Regions from separate parts of the Homo sapiens genome. Here regions 2 and 3 are each linked to region 1. A link is a loop called in an ENCODE intact Hi-C map of the cell type or tissue named here. Cell type or tissue: heart right ventricle. All regions are shown on one strand. Links, peaks and the distances in the headings refer to the core of each region. The heading gives the core; the rest is flanking DNA.

Region 1 (5,395 bases), core at 242-5,241:
CTTCACTGTCTATATTTCTATCAGCATTTTGGTCACAACCAGTTAACAAGTTTCTAAGAAGTTCCAAACTTTCCCCTTGTCTTCCTGTCTTCTTCTGAGCATCTTCAAACTCTTCTACCTCTTCCCATTACTTAGCTCCAAAGCCACTTCCACACCTTCAGGTATCTATCTTTATAGCAACACCCTACTCCTCAGTACCAATTTTGTGTATTAGTCAATTTGCGTTGCTGTAAAGGAATACCTGAGCCTGGGTAATTTACAAAGAAAAGAGGTTTATTTGGCTCACAGTTCGGAAGGCTGTACACGAAGCATAGTGTTGGCATTTGCTTCTGGTGAGGGCTTCAGGAAGCTTCCAATCATGGCAGAAGGTGAAGGGGAGCCAGCATATGTGGCGAGAGGGAGCAAGAGAGGTGGAATTGGGAGGGGAACCCCGACTCTTTTTAATAACCAGGTCTTGCATGAACTCAGAGCGAGAACTCACTCATTAACATGAGAACAGCATCAAACCATTCACAAGGAATCCACCTCCATGACCCAAACACTTCCTACCAGGCCCCACCTCTAACCTTGGGGATCACATTTCAGCATGTGATTCGGAGGGAACACACATCCAAACTATATCACTGGCGACTCTTGGCAGATCACAACTTTGAGCATCACTTTTCTCCTTTGTAGACATGAAAGTTCTGGCTAGCTGTCATTTGGGCTCCTTATCCTTTCTTGCCCCAGTTTGCCAGGGGCTCTCTTGGTCTTAAAATTGCAAGCCACAGCTGGGCGTGGTGGCTCACGCCTGTAATCCCAGCACCTTGGGAAGCCAAAGTCGGGGGATCACCTGAGGTCAGGAGTTCAAGACCAGCCTGGCCAACATGGTGAAACCCCGTCTCTACTAAAAATACAAAAAAATTAGCTGGGCGTGGTGGTGGGCACCTGTAATCCCAGCTACTCAGGAGGCTGAGGCAGGAGAATCGCTTGAACCCAGGAGGCAGAGGTTGCAGTGAGCTGAGATTACGCCATTGCACTCCAGCCCAGGCGACAAGAGCGAAACTCTGTCTCTCTCACACACACACAAAAACAAGAAACAACTGCAAGCCACACATTGAAGGAGCCCTCTGTTTTTGTTTGCCTCCTGGGGCTGCCATAACAAAGTAACCCAGACTGGGTGGCTTACAACAATAGCAACGTATTCTCTTGTTCTGGGGGCCGGAAGTCTGAAACCAAGGTGTTGGGGGGTTGGTTTCTTCTTGGAGGCTCAGAGGGGAATCTGCTCCAGGCCTCTCCTGGCTCCTGGAAGTGCTGGCAGTCCTTGGTATACCAGTCTCTGCCTCTCTGTGTCTACATTTTTTTTTCCTTTTTTTTTTTTGAGACAGAGTCTCACTCTGTTGCCTGGGCTGGAGTGCAGTGGTGCCATCTCGGCTCACTGCAAGCTCCACCTCCCGGGTTCACACCATTCTCCTGCCTCAGCCTCCCGAGTAGCTGGGACTACAGGCACCCGCCACCACGCCCGGCTAATTTTTTTGTATTTTTAGTAGAGACGGGGTTTCACCGTGTTAGCAAGGATGGTCTCGATCTCCTGACCTCATGATCCGCCCGCCTCGGCCTCCCAAAGTGCTGGGATTACAGGCGTGAGCCACCGTGCCCGGCCCCAAATTTATTTTTCTTATAAGGCAGGGATCCCAACCCCCAGGCCATGGACTGGTCTGGTCTGTGGCTTGTTAGGAACTGGGCCATACAGCAGGAGGTGAGCAGGGGGCGAGCAAGCATTACCAGCTGAGCTCTGCCTCCTGTCAGAGCAGCGGTGGCTTCAGATTCTCATGGGAGTACGAACCCTATTATGAACTGTGCGTGCGAGGGACCTAGGTTGCATGCTCCTGATGAGACTCTAACTAATGCCTCATGATCTAAGATGGAACAGTTTCATCCTGAAACCATCCCCTCAACTCCAGTCCGTGGAAAAATTGTCTTCCATGAAACTGGTCCCTGGTGCCAAAAAGGTTGGGGACCACTGTTCTAAGGACACCAGCCATTGGTTTAGGGTCTGCTCTAATCCAGTATGTGCTCACTTTAACTTTGTTCGTTGGTAATGACCCTATTTCCAAATAGAGTCACATTCACAGGTACTGGGAATGAAGACTTCAACATGCCTTTTGCCGGGAGGCAACTCAACCCACAGCCCCCCTCAGTCCAAGTCCCCAGGGGGTGGTGAGTGGCCTGGCCACCTCTGCGGTCCCACAGTCCTGTCACTCCGGCCCGTGCTCCCTCCTAATCTGGACAATAAGAGCCCTGTGCCATTATTGTCCAAGCCAGTGCTTCTCAAAATGCAGCCCCTGAGCTCGCAGCAGCAGCAGCAGCAGCGTCCCTGGAACTTGGAAGACATGCAGATGTCCTGCACCTGACGGGGCCTCTGCAATCAGGGACTGTGCGGGGGAAGCCAGCCTGTGTCAGCGAGCCATCCAGGTCACTCTGATACAAGCCAATATGTGGTAACTGCCGAGCCAGGCGGCTGCGCTGGCTTAGAGCTGTTACTGTCATTCTACAACTTTACAACAATGCCCCAGACACAGAAAAGGTTGCGCCTTGGAACGATTTCTGTTATGGGATAATAAAAATCCCGACGTCAGAGCTAAGGAATGTGACCTTCCGCTGCTCCAGTTGTAACTCCCTGCTGTCCTCCTGCTTGAGCCTTTTAGGGTAAAGTTCAGCACATATCACCCTCGTCAACCGCGCCCCGTAAGGCAGCCACAGAGTCCTGTGCTGATGTACTTGAATTCCTTGCTGATCTGATGATGATGGGAGCAGGAGGGGAGTGGAGGGATATACAGAACGCCAGGCGGCAGCCACGCGGTGCAGGCAGAGGCTCTCTCCTCGCAGGAGCCTGCCAGCTGGCTGTTGTGTTCTTGTAGGGAATAAATCAGGAGGCACAGCTCTGCCCGGGGCTTTCTTGGGCAGTAGGAGGAACTGGGTGAAAGGTCTTGGCTGCTGAGGCCACAATATTTCCCGAATCCTGTGCTATTTCTTGTGAAACTACGAATCCAAGACTGTTTCCTAGATTGTGGCAGATGTGGGACCCGGGGGGACCTTCAGAGTCATCTCCCAGGCGACTCTCTCCTTTGCAGATGAGGAGCTGAGGTCCCACCGCTCAGAAGCTGACTGGGCAGGTCAGCAGCCTCCCTGGCCAGGACACAATCTGCTGCGCTGCCACAGGGTCTGGCTGGGCAGGTGTGGGACTGAGCTCTGGGGACCAATAGTGACACCGCACAGGCAACCTTCAGCATGCTGGACATGAGAACGAGGGCGGGCCTGCAATCCTCGGATCACTGTGTTGGTAGTTCTTAGTAGATCATACTGTTCTTGATGCCTTGGGCCAGACTGGAATGAAATATTTTTTCTCGGATTTGGTAAACTCGTTTGCTGGGGTAAGTCGTGGTGTTCCGTATTGCTTTGGATGTGTAGCCCAGGAATAAGATGGCAGCACTGCAGGATTCCGGAGCCACCCACAGCACCGACTGCTGCTGGAGATACACAATCATGGGCACTCGTGAAGCTGCAGAAACTCACGGGGACCCTGACACCAGGTGAGAGCTCCAGCTGGCAGTCTGAGGTTAGCACACCCGTCCTCAGGACTGTGGCTTGGTGCTTCTATAGCACTTTGGAAACATCCAGGGTTTTCATACTTTTGGCTGTGACAACGATCCCTGGTGAAGGGAAGTTTTAAAATAAAAGAAGATCACAAAATATAAAGGAGTTGCCCAAAGGTTTTTATTAGCTGTAGAGGGGGCCAGGACCGGAATGTTCCAAGTCTTTGTCCCTGACTGGGGATGAAGCTCTGACTGGGGTTCCCTGTGGACAGGCTCATGGGCTATGTCCCAATGTGGTGTGGTGGAAACACAGACTAAGTGGGGGATCAAGTAGCTGCCCCTTGACCTCTCTGGACCTCGGGTTCCATGATCTGAAAACAAGGATGTTAAATTAGATCTGATTCTTTCCAGTTCTAACCCCACAGCAGCTCTCACCTGGCCATTCTGTTGCCCTCTAGGAAGTCATTGAGGTAGGGAGGATGGGCAACACAAAAATTGTTTTTTTTCTTTATATAAAACATCCCCTTCTTGGGGGAGGGTAACGAGGTGGAATGGTTCTGGAATCTCCCAAGGAATGCTTTGAAGGCATCCTGGTTCAAGGATTGCTAGGCAGTGTGGGCAACCGGAGTAACCACAGCATCCAGAGGCTTCTGCGAGCACACACACCTCCTGGAACCTCAGGCTCTGCTGAGGAGGCTCTGGCACAGGGGCAAGGCAGCAGTGTGCACACCTCTTAGACTGGGGCAGCAGCCTGCAGGCACTACAGATATTCCCCTGAGAGCCCAGACCTCTACAAGCATTGCTATGAGGCAGCAGCACATTCTGGGGCATCTGAGTGACTTTCAGACCTCTGGGTACAGCTGCAATCTCAGTCTGTTTGTATTAACAATGGCAGAGGGCACTGAGCAGGAGCAGCCCTTCTTTGTTGGGAGCTGGTGTCAGGTGGACTCAATAACGACAGGTCAAATGGCAGCACAATGCACTGTATACATGGTGGGGAATTTTAATCACACAGCAACAGGTGCAGGCTAAATTCAAAAGAACCTGTCCAGAAGGTGGTGCCCTACAAAGGCGCCTCTGCTCATTCATTCAGCAGCCACACCATCAGGAACTGTGCAGTAAGGACCCCAGGAACCTAATGAGAACACTGGCAAAAACTGTCCAAAAAAATAAACGTTTCCAGAGCTCCGGAAATTAACCAAAGGCTCATAACAATCCAGGGAGTGTTGAAGGAAATTGGCTGAACCTCAGAGCAGTGAGCATTGTGGCATTTTTACTGGCCCTATTCACAGCCCTCCAAACCTCTGCCCCTGAGCTCCCTGGTAGCCTTGAAAGCAACAGCAGCAATCCCCATAAAACTCAGCAGCTTAGCAGCCACAGGAAGGGTCAAGTTGGGGTTGGAGCTCAGTGACCTCATTTGCCTGGTCTGGTGGTTCCACCTGCAAGCTAGCCTGTGACCTGACTCTGAGCTAGGCTCACCCAGCACTTTCTCCCTGGGGACGTTTATCAAAACAATCAGCAGCAATTTAGTTGACACTGGGGCAAACAACAAGCTAACAGAAACTGGAAAATGAGATGCCCACAGGGGGCCTGGGAAGCCATTATGTTTCTGGGGTTACACAAGAGCCTGCAGGCTCCAGGCTGAGTGCTGCTCATGAAATACCTGAATAAGTTGGGTAAGTAGAAGTGCTGACAGCAAAACTCTCCCCCCAACTTTTATACCCAACAAGACTATCCTTGAAAAATAAAGAAGACATTCCCAGATAAACAAAACCCATGATAACCCATTGCTGGCAGACCTGCTCTAGAAGATATACCAA
Region 2 (5,395 bases), core at 208-5,207, 170 kb after region 1:
TGTGTGTGTGTGTGTGTGTGTGTGTGTGTACATATATATATATTTTTTTTTTCAGATAAGGTCTTGCTCTGTTGCCCCAGCTAGAATGCAGTGATGCCCTCATGGTTCAGCACAGCCTCAACCTCCTGGACTCAGGAGGCATGGGACTCACCTCCCATGTCTGGCTAATTTTCTGTATTATTTATTTATTTTTATAGAGAGAGGGTTTCGCCATGTTGCCCAGGCCGATCTCGAACTCCTGGACTCAAATGATCCATCCACCTTGGCCTCCCAAAGTGCTGGGATTACGGGGTGAGCCACAGCACCCGGCCGTGGCAGCATATTAAACAGATTAAAAAGTGACTAAAATTTAGCCAAAAGGTTCCCAGACTAGTTCCCTTCCCCCAAAATCGCTCTTCCCTTTTCATATCAGAGATGAACCTGGCTCTGTTCCCCCTAACCTTAGCACAAGTGTAATCACGGCCATGAAAGGAAGGTGTCAAGGCGATTTCCTCGGATGCCAGATTCCGCAGGCGAGCCATCCCACTCTACCCACTTGCTACTGCCTTCAGTTATTCAACTGCAAACGTCACAAGCCCTGATGTCACCCACCGTCGGGTGGAGAAGCCTTTCACACCTCCAGGGTTCACTCAGTCATTTCACTTCCTCCGTTGCTCCGCCCTCACTGCTCTTTGATTAGCGCACCATCAACATGGCAAATGCAATTCCTCTCATTTCTCCAATGCCTCAAATAGAAATGCCTTATGTCTTTGTAAGAAATAACATTGACCACCTGAAGTATGGCAAGCCTAGGTGCCACAGTAAAAGCATAAGCTCCAAAATACATACGTTCATTTGTGTGACAAATGTTTACTGAAAACCAAGTTTCACTCATCCCAGTGGCCTCAAGACCTGGCAAATATTAAGATTTCAGTCTCCATCCTCACAGAGCTTACAATGTAATGGCAAATAAATGGGAGGGGCTACTGGGAAACACAAAGAAGTGCGTCCCCCTAACAGCACCTATCAATTGTGAGGGATCATGAGATAGCATGGGAAGTCTTCATCGGGGCTTCTGGGAAGGCTTCCCTGAGGAAGCGACATCTAACCTGAGACTTGGAGAAAACGAGCAGGTGGCCAAAGGAGAGGAAGGAATGATTCAAGGAGCAGGAGCTGTCTGTGTAAAGTCTGGCAGGCCTGGAGGAGCAAGGCAGTTTGAGGAAGCTGATGAAGGCCAGAGTAGCTGGAGGGAAATGCAGGGAGGAAAGAGGCACCAGGTGAGGCTGGGGAGGGAGGAGAAGGGGGCAAGGAGGGCGTGCCGGGAAGTGCGGACTCCTACAGGCAAAGGAAAAGTACCGGAGGCTTTAGAAATGAAAGCGATGGGATTAGAAATATGTTTGAAGGAAATATCTCCAACAGCAGCATGGCAAATTAATTGGAGGGGGCAGAGCAGGTGCTGGGAGAGCTTGGCTGCTGGAACGGTCCATAGGAAGATGACACTGGCCGGGAGTGAGGGAGAGAGGTGAACAAGCCGGAAGCAGCAGCAAGGAGCTGTTCTCTTGGACCTGGAGTCAAGCAGCTTTCCTGTTAAAACAGCTGGGAGGATGCGGGCATTTATGGAATCAGGCTGGTTAAAAAGAAAGAAAACAAACCGAAGAAGGAAGGGGAAGGAAGGAGATGGGCACAGAGAGATCAGTGTCAGGGGAATCTGAGCCGTGGAGGAGGGCACGACCTCCAGGCTGAAGGCACAGGATGAGATGTAGGCCTCAGACAGGGCAGCGAGAAGCCCATATCCAGTGCTCCAGGAGGGAGGGGAATCGTATGGGATGTGAGTTATATCACAGGGGTCCGAAGCATGGGTAAGGACTCAGCACAGCTGGCTGTGGGGTTGGAGCTGAACAGCTGTAGGGCCAAGAGGCCATTCTTCAACACATCCACCAGGAAGCAGAGAAAGTTCTGAGATGGGAGGTCACATGGCCCTAGAGCAATGGCCAGAGGTGCTCAATGCCCTGGGCCCTGATGACTTTCCAGCTGGTTCCAGTTACTTGCGAAGACTGGTGACGAGTCCCACTTACCAATACCCCCGAATCCTCCCAGCATTGTCCTCTGCTTAAACTAGTCAGGGATCTTCCGGTGACAAAACCTCTATCTACTCCAAGACAACAACCCTACCTCACCAAGTCGGAGACACCACCAAATGTGAAGTCACGTCCTGACTTCAGAGATACTGAAATGTGTACCTAGACCCTACAGAATAGGGCAATATGTTACATATGGCGCCAGCTCCAGAGGAACAACTTTAATTACAGGGATTTCATACAATTGTAACTACTCATAATCCAGAAACAATAAGTCTCTTATCTACGAGGAGTGTGTGAACTCAGCAGGGAAGGGTAGAGTTTGGAAAGCAGATAATCACCCGAGCCTTCTCGTGCCCTAAGTAATGATCGACAAGTACCAGACTGTGCCCACACACCTGCCACTTTGATATCTCCACCAGCAGAGGTCAGTGCCCCGCAGTAGAGTCAAGAAACCTGCAAGTTGACGCTTGGCTGTGAGAGTCAAGGGACAAGGGAATAATTCAATAGATGACCACAAATACACAGGGAGGCAATTCTCCCTTAAGCAAGTTCCAGCAGCTTCTAAGCCTTGTTTTCATTATACTCCCCTCCCTGAGTCTTTTTTATACATTCTCCCCCAACTGTCCTACCCCCACGACATTTTAATAGCACAGATATACTGTGTATTTGTTCATGTGCCGTGGCCCTTTGGGTGGCCAAAATCCACTGTAACAGCTGCAATTTTTTTGTCTCCCAACAAGAACCGATCTTCACTTACTCAGGGTGTTACTCACTCCAGTTGAGAATGAATGAGTTTTGAGTGAACACACATTTTTGTTTTGTTTATTTGTAAAGAGTGATTATTGGTTGCTTTGGGGTCTGATTTTTAAGCGAGAGAGAAAAAGCAAAAGATCACCAAGTGCCGGCCCCCTGGTTTTATAGAGAAAACTCTTAACGACAGCAATAACAACAAAACAAAGCCCGGAGAGGCCTCACGGGTTGTCCAAGGAAATACAGGCCCTTCATCACAGATCTGGGCCTGAATCCCGAGATGCCTCACTGAAAGACAATGCTTTCTTTCCCTCCTACGAAAAGTGGCCCCTACTTTTACCTATTTTGATCACTGTAGGTGAGGCTGACCAGTTTTGCTAGAAACAAGCAAGATTGGCTGGGTGCAGTGGCTCACACCTATAATCCCAGCACTTTGGGAGGCCGAGGCAGGCAGATCGCTTGAGGCCAGGAGTTCGAGACCAGCCTGGGCACCATGGTGAAACCCCATCTCTACTAAAAATACAAAAATTAGCCAGGCATGCTGGTGCATGCCTGTAATCCTAGCTACTCAGGAGGCTGAGGCATGAGAATTACTTGAGCCTGGGAGGCAGAGGTTGCCGTGAACCGAGATTGTACCACTGCACTCCAGCCTGGGCAACAGAGCGAGACAAAAATAAAAAGAGAGAAAAATAAAGCAAGATTGAGGCACGTTCTGGAAAGAAGATTCTATTTCGTTGTTGTCATTTTGTTTTTGTTTTTTGGAGACATGAAATTACTCCAGGCTGAAGTACAGTGGTGCAACCACATGCGCTCGGGTGATCCTCCCACCTCAGCCTCCCAAGTAGCCGGAACCACAGGCGTGCACCACCATGCCTAGCTAATTTTTAAAATTTTTTATAAAGACGGGGTCTCACCATGTTTCCCAGGCTGGTCTTGAACTCCTGGCCTTAAGCAATCTTCCTGCCTCTGCCTCCCAAAGTGCTGGGATTACAATGGTGAGCCGCCACGCCCGGCCTGGATTCTACTTTGGAAAATCTTTGCAAGTGAAGAAGAATAGGACAGAATGGCTGAACTGGGATGAAATAAGCGGCAAATGAGGAGGAAGAGGAGAGACAGTCAGTCTGGCAAGACACTCTCTGCTAAGAAGCGGGTAAAATCACCACAGCAAGTTATCAAAAACTTGAAAGAGCCCAGCTCCTCCGGCAGCTGGGAGAGAATGCGGACCGCTCTAAAGAGGCTGCAGACTTCATGAAGTGGTACCAGAGTAGAGCAGGTTTATTAATCACGGATAAAACTGCTGAATAATTACCTACTTCAAAAAGCATTCATGAGTTGTGTTTAGGTGCTTACAAAGTACTTTGTGCTTGGTCCTGGCCAGTAAGTTAGTTCAAGGCAGTTAATATAGATAAACACAAACACAGCAAAGACGTGGTCGGTGTAACAATTACAAATGTAAAAAGCAAACACAGAAAGGGATTGCTGGCTGGGCACCGTGGTTCATGCCTGTAGGTCCCAGTAGTTAGGGAGACTGCAGCCGGCAGATCACTTGAGCCCAGGAGTTTGAGACCAGCTTGGCCATCATAGTGAAACCCCATCTCTACTAAAGTACAAAAATTAGCCAGGCATGGTGGCATGCGCCTGTAGTCCCAGCTACTTGGGAGGCGGAAGCACCACTTGAGCCCAGGAGGTTGAGGCTGCAGTGAGCTGAGATCGCATCACTGTACTTCACCCCAGGTAAGAGTGAGACCCTGAGGGAGGGAGGGAGGGAAAAATTGCTATGGGCAAGGCTTCTCATACACAAAATCATTTCCTCCCCCAATATGCCCACAAAGTAACTACAAACACTTAATGAAATCATTGAGATCCAAAGCACTGCTGAGAACTTGCTATGTGCCAGCTGTGGTAGCAGGCACGGGGGAGAGAAAGGTGAATGCCAGAGAAGTACAGAGGGTATTCAGAGAAGGCCTCGGAGACCAGATGAGACTTGAGCTGAGCCTTGAAGTCTTACTAAGATCGGTGTGGCATGGAAAGCATGCAGCCCTCATCACGTGCCACCCCCTAAGGCACAGGCACAGTGAGGGAGACACAGAGCAGGGGGCTGGCACACTATGCCTGAGGGCCAAATCTGGGTTTTGGTAAAGAAGTTTTACTGGAGCCGAGCCCCGCCCCTTGGATTGTGTTAGCTGCTTTCTGCTTTCTTGCTACAAGGGCAAATTGAGTGGTTGTGACAGAAACTGAGACCATAACACCCGCAAAGGCTAAAATATTTACTATCTGACCCTTTACAGAAAAAGTTGGCCGGCCCATGTCCTGTTATTCCAAGAGGGGTCTGTGAACCGGCAGCAGGAGCGGCCCCTGTGCTAGGCAAGTCCCACCCCAGACCTAGAGAACTGGAATCTGCCTTTCAAAAAGATCTGTGGCTATTCTTATGCACAGAGAGGGAGGGGCACTGAGCCTGCGGAGTAAGAGAAGTCTGCACCTGTCGGATATACGGACAGAGGAACGTGGTCAAGACCTTCCCATAGAGGAGTGAGGCCATCAAACCCACCCGTACCATGTCCCTCTTGTCGTGGTAAGAAGGGTTG
Region 3 (5,395 bases), core at 96-5,095, 290 kb after region 1:
ATGTGGGTGTTTAGGTTGTCTCTAATACATCTGCTGAGAAGGCCTAGAAGCAATGACACCCCAGGAGTGACATGCACACGTAAACACTATTTGCCACTAAAAGTGACAAGGGCTCTTTAGAGCAATGGCTAATTCCAGGGCTGGGGTGAGGAATGTACAAGATCAGCCAGAAAGCCAGGAAGTGCCCACAGCATGATGGGGACAGGGTGGGGATATGATGGGGAAAGTCAAAGGACACAGTGATCCGCCTGGAGAGGCTCCTGCTGGCCACGTCTAGGACAATTTGAGCATCAAAAACTTGATAATGAAGACATGGAATCAACCTAAATGCCCATCAATGACAGACCAGATAAAGAAAATGTAGTACATATGTGCTGCGGAATATTACACAGCCATAAAAAAGAAAGAGATCACGTCTTTTGAGGGAACATGGATGGAGCTGGAGGCGATCATCCTTAGCAAACTAACACAGGAACAGAAAACCAAGTGCTGCATGTTCTCACTTATGAGTGGGGGCTAAATAATAAGAACTTACGAACACAAAGAAAGAAACGACAAACACTGGGGGCTACTTAAGAGGCAGAGGGTGGGAGGAGGGAGAGGAACGGAAAAGATAACTATTGGGTACTGAGCCTAATACATGATGAAATACGTGGGTGATGAAATAATATGTACAACAGACCCCCATGACACATCTTTATCTATGTAACAAACATTCACATGGACCCCCAAACCTAAAATAAAAATTTTTTAAAATATTTGATAATGAGAAATAACATGGCACTGAATAGGATACAAATCCATGAGTCCATAGATACATACACACACAGGGAGAGAAGAAAAACCTGTTCTTTAAAGTAGCATTCCAACCAGTCAATGTAGAATTCATGATAAATTTAGAAAATCGCCTTTTGGTAATTACTATAGTAACAATTCAGGCAAGAAATACATATCAATCCTAAAACTAGCAAGTGAAAGTTTGATGAGAAAGAAGACATTTACACAATCCCAAAGTAGGTCCCCCTGAAGCCCTGACTGGTGACAAGGGGGAAAGTAAGCCCTTTATTAAAGTAGAGAACTTTATGGTGGCAGACGCCCCCTTCACCAAGTGACCGGCGTCCACTTCACCGGAAAGGTGTCGCGGCCGCATCGGGTGACCCTGCTGGGATGCAGAAGCCCAGGGCAGCCCACGGATGGGTGGGTGCCCACCTGAGGGCGGAGGCTGGCTCTGATGGTGAGGAAATGTCGAAGGGCAGGTGACACAAGAACTGGCCGTTGTCCTCCTGAAAAGTGCTCAGGTCGTGACAGATGAGACAGGACTGAGGAGCTGTTCCAGATGAAGAGACTGAAGAGAAAGGACAACGAAACAAAACGCGTGGCTGGAGGTCTCCTCTTCCAAGAAATGACGCCCCTGAGACAAGGCACAAAATGTGAATGAAGCCTGCAGCTTAGCTGATAGCATGATATTTGTGCTGATTTCCTGATTTTGACAATTATACTGTGGTTAGGAGAATGACCCTGTTTTTATGAAACATCCACTGAAATATTTAGGGGTAAAGGGATATGATGTCTGCAAATTCCTCTCAGGGGTTCAGAATTCATATAAACACACAGTGAGAGATCGTGAGAAATGAGATATGGGCAGATCTGGTGAAATGCTAACATCGGGCAATCTGGGTGAAAAGGATATGAGAACTCTTTGTATTATTTTTGTGACTTTATGTTTGAAATTGTCAAAATAAAATGTTATTTATTATTTAATAATTGTTTTTTTAGAGACAGAGTCTCACCATGTTGCTCAGGCTGGTCTCGAACTCCTGGGCTCAAGTGATCCACTACCTTGGCCTCCCAAAGTGCTGGAATTACAAGCGTGAGCCACCTCGCCCAGCCCTAAAGTGTTATTTTAAAAAAGGAATTAAGAAATACAGGCTGAGCAGTGGCTTGTGCCTATGATCCCAGCACTTTGGGAGGTCAAGGCAGGAGGATCGCTTAAGCCCAGGTGTTTGAGACCAGCCTGGGCAACATGGCAAAACCCCATCTCTACAAAATATTTAAAAATTAGCCGGGCATGATGGTGCACACCTGTAGTCGCAGCTACTCAGGAGGTTGGGGTAGGAGAATCGCTTGAGTTGCAGTGAACTGTGATCGCACCACTGCACTCCAGCCTGAGAGGCAGAGCAAGACCGCATCTCGAAAAAAAGAAAAAGAGCTACAGTGGGCCTGTGTGTTAAGTAAGAGCATGTGTTAGTGCTGCCTTTTACTGTCTCCGAAGGTGGGAGCATCACCAAAGCAGGCCCTGAGAGAACTAGAGGACTCTAACTCGCTGAGGGCAAGGAGATTCTTCCGGGAATTTTTCGTTGGCTTCTCCCAAATAATAACAGCCTGGACACAGGATGTGCAGGCCAGCCCTGGCTGGGGACGTCTTCCAGGCTGGCGCCAGAGGGCGCTGTCCCCAGGGACCACACGGGATGCCAGGCCACATAACTCTGCAATGTGTTGGCTGAACTTTTCAGGAAACTTGGATGCCGCACATACTTTTCCTTTCTTTGTGGGCAGGCAAGATGAGTCACGTTTTTCTGGAGTCTGCTCAGCCCCAGTATTCAGACCTCATCAGCTGCCCTGGTCCGGAAGGCTCCAGCTGTGGCCAGTGAGCGGGGGGCCCAGGGTGCCCGCGTTGGCTGGGCCAGCACTGGGGCTTAGGGGCAGACTTGGGCAAGCCAGAGTCAATCTTTTTTGTCGGGTACAGGGTAAAGCTCACAGTAATTCTGGATCATGGCAACATCTGGGGACAGACCCAGGGCCCTTTGTACAACTCACAGGGCACAGCCCTGAGGGAGGCTGGGCTTTGGCTTCATATAGTCCCTGTTCTCCCGCCCACCCAACCCCCTCCGCCGCACCTGACTCCCCACCACCTCTCCAGGCCCTAACTTCGAGTACCTCACTCTCCAGCACTTCGAGCTGCACCTCACTCCCCAGCACTTCTCCAGGCCCTACCTTCGCGGTCCCCTCAGTTCCCCTGCCTCCCTTCCTTCCGAAGGCCACTGTGGTATTGGAAAGTTGGAGCAGCGACCTGAAGGAAGGGACCCCACCTGTGTCTATCTGCAGGAAGGGTCGCTGCAGGCTCTCTGAGAGGCAGGCTCTGGGATGGAAATGAGCATGTTGGATGTACATCAGGGAGTGCTCTTGGGCCTGACAAAGGGGCGATGGAGACCCCGTGAAGCCCCGACAGAGAGTTCTGAAGCCCGGATGCCCCTTCAGAGCTGTCCTGAGCGGGGGTCGGGGGCTGGTCCTTTATGTACATCGGCCGGTTATTGGGCGTAGGCCGGCTCTGGGAGGGGCTGAAGGCTGGCGAGGTGGTGCTCCTTAGCTGAGGGCCATCTGTCTGTCACACCCACAGCTGGGAGTGAGTTCCTCATTCTTGAAGGAATCGGGAATCTGGGAGGCACGGCACAGCACAGCCTCAAGGGTGTTCTGGCTCCAGGGTGTTTTCTAGCAGAGGGCCTAGGGGACATGCTCAGCATCTCAGGGTGTTTCAGGCAGAGGGCCTAGGGGACATGAGCCTGAGCAGAGGAAGACAGGGGGTGGGTGTGCACAAGACACAGTCAGAGCCAGCCCAGGGTGACCTCAGAGGACCTCAGAGGCCATGTGTGGTGGGGCTTGGAGTTTTCATTTAAATGTGCTGGGGCGGCGTCAAGGGGTTGAACAGGGGATGACATGATGGGATTTATGTTTTAAAAACAGGAGTTGGCAAATTACTACCCAATGGCCCAATCCTGCTGGCCACCTGCTTTTATAAATACTTATTGGAACACAGCTGCACCATTAGTTTATACTTTGTCTATGGCTTCGTAGTTGCAAAAGAGACCACGTGGCCTTCGAAGTCTAAGACATTTACCATCTGGCTTTTTACAGGAAACATTTGTCAACTGCTGTTTGAAGAGACTCCTCTCCTTGCTGGGCAGAGTCATTTCCAAGGCAGCAAGGGGACTCTCACGGGGGCCACGGCCCCTCACGAGCCTTCCCAGTTTCACCCCGGTGCCTAAAGCAACTCACTTTAGCAGTTGCTCGTGTTCTTTGGTATTAATGATATAAATCACCTGTGCACACCATGAGGTTCCTCCAGGAGGCTGCGGGGCCCTCCCAGGTGGAAGTGGAGAAAAGTCCTCAGTGTCTCTACCTGTGCGCAAACACAAATACTTCCACTGCCCTCTCCCGCCTCCTCTCCCATCCCCCATTGGTCTCCTCCTCTTCTCAGGCCTCTCCCCCTGGACCACCAGTGATGCCGGCAGCCACAGGTCCCTCTGCCCCCAAAGCAGGTCTCGCCTCTGCACCATCGGTACAGTCCCACAGGCCCCTGTGGCCTCCCTGAAAGTGAGGAGTAAAATGACTCACGTACAGGTCATGTGAGCAATGCCCCAGGAACACACACCACACACGTGACTGCAACGAAGGAAGTGTGGGTTCCTTTTAACGTAGGAGCCACCAGAGCTTCCCCAGGAACCTCTCTGCCTCTGAGGCACCAAAGGTTTCCTGTCCTTGCAATGCTGGGAGGGACCCTAGATGGATTTGTGGGTGCATCTCGGGCACCCCGCTCAGCACATGGCTCAGGCACACGCAACGACTCAGTGGTGCCTCCAGGCGAGCGGGTACCTGCGCTGCTCTCATGCTCAATCCTCACCCCTACTCTGCCTGGATGCAGGGGCTGACCTCTGACCCCTGCTGCCATGTGTCCAGGCTCCCGCTGGGCAGGAGACAGGGAGACACCTTGGGCAACATCTGACCATAGCTACAGCCCCTTTGGCTCCCGTTCCTGCCAGACAGACCAACTGCAGCTCCTGGTTCCAGCCCCGCCAGGGCTCCCAGCGCCGCCCTCTTCCCTTCTCCCACCTGGGGTGGGAAAGGATTTTCCTTACTCATCGGTGGGTCGCTTCCCAAACTCTAGTCTGGCGTCTCAGCTCTTTCCTCACCTTTATAACCACGCAGCCACATAATCAGAACTGTGACGTCCGTGTATTAAACTCCATCTGCTTTTAGTACGGAGAGTAACCCTCTTCCAGGTAGGACCCGGGCTGACAGCTGAGCTAGGGCCATCTGCAGGAGACGATTCAGACGGGGTCAGCGCTGCGATTCGGGGGAGTAACCAGCGGTGAGCTTCAGGCCTAAATGCTGGAGTCCTAAAATTACTCGAGTCTGACCCCCCGGTTTTTGGTCTTGCTCTATATTTAGGGACAATGGCCCTATTGATGCTCACTCGCTGAACCACTGCCTGGCGTTTGTTCTGCGGGGCAAGCTGGAGTGGGGTGCTCCTCAGCCCCGGGAGCCCTTGGGATGGAAATGCAAGACTCAGAGGCTCTAAATTAAAGTCTTAAAAGCTTGGGCTCATTCCTCCACACAA

Evidence for each region. Peaks named below come from ENCODE experiments on the same cell type or tissue, not always from the same donor. Only the 100,000 strongest peaks of a DNase experiment are listed, where the experiment ranks them.
Region 2: a loop joins it to region 1, with 2.3 times the contacts of the local background. A loop is called at or near these places in 12 of 110 quality-filtered maps.
Region 3: a loop joins it to region 1, with 3 times the contacts of the local background. A loop is called at or near these places in 45 of 110 quality-filtered maps.

Annotation. Positions count from the first base shown.
Region 1 is chr7:151,457,442-151,462,836 of GRCh38, forward strand. No RefSeq gene overlaps it. Among named protein-coding and RNA genes, the nearest start is that of CRYGN, 20 kb to the left of the region's middle. RefSeq lists enhancers at 1-382, 1,107-1,775, 3,113-3,780, 4,881-5,395. In heart right ventricle, for the core only: a CTCF peak has its summit at 2,822; DNase peaks (open chromatin) are centred at 2,440, 2,660 and 3,250; H3K4me3 peaks cover 1,347 bases; H3K27ac peaks cover 2,849 bases.
Region 2 is chr7:151,624,139-151,629,533 of GRCh38, forward strand. The region is part of intron 5 of PRKAG2 (protein kinase AMP-activated non-catalytic subunit gamma 2); the gene reads right to left. Among named protein-coding and RNA genes, the nearest start is that of RHEB, 110 kb to the left of the region's middle. In heart right ventricle, for the core only: a CTCF peak has its summit at 2,463 (motif pointing right); DNase peaks (open chromatin) are centred at 583 and 2,483; H3K27ac peaks cover 967 bases.
Region 3 is chr7:151,751,827-151,757,221 of GRCh38, forward strand. All of the region lies in intron 3 of PRKAG2 (protein kinase AMP-activated non-catalytic subunit gamma 2), which reads right to left. Among named protein-coding and RNA genes, the nearest start is that of PRKAG2-AS2, 52 kb to the right of the region's middle. RefSeq lists enhancers at 717-1,500, 1,121-4,801, 3,067-3,848, 5,037-5,395. In heart right ventricle, for the core only: a CTCF peak has its summit at 2,443 (motif pointing right); DNase peaks (open chromatin) are centred at 2,515, 3,299 and 3,630; H3K27ac peaks cover 3,112 bases.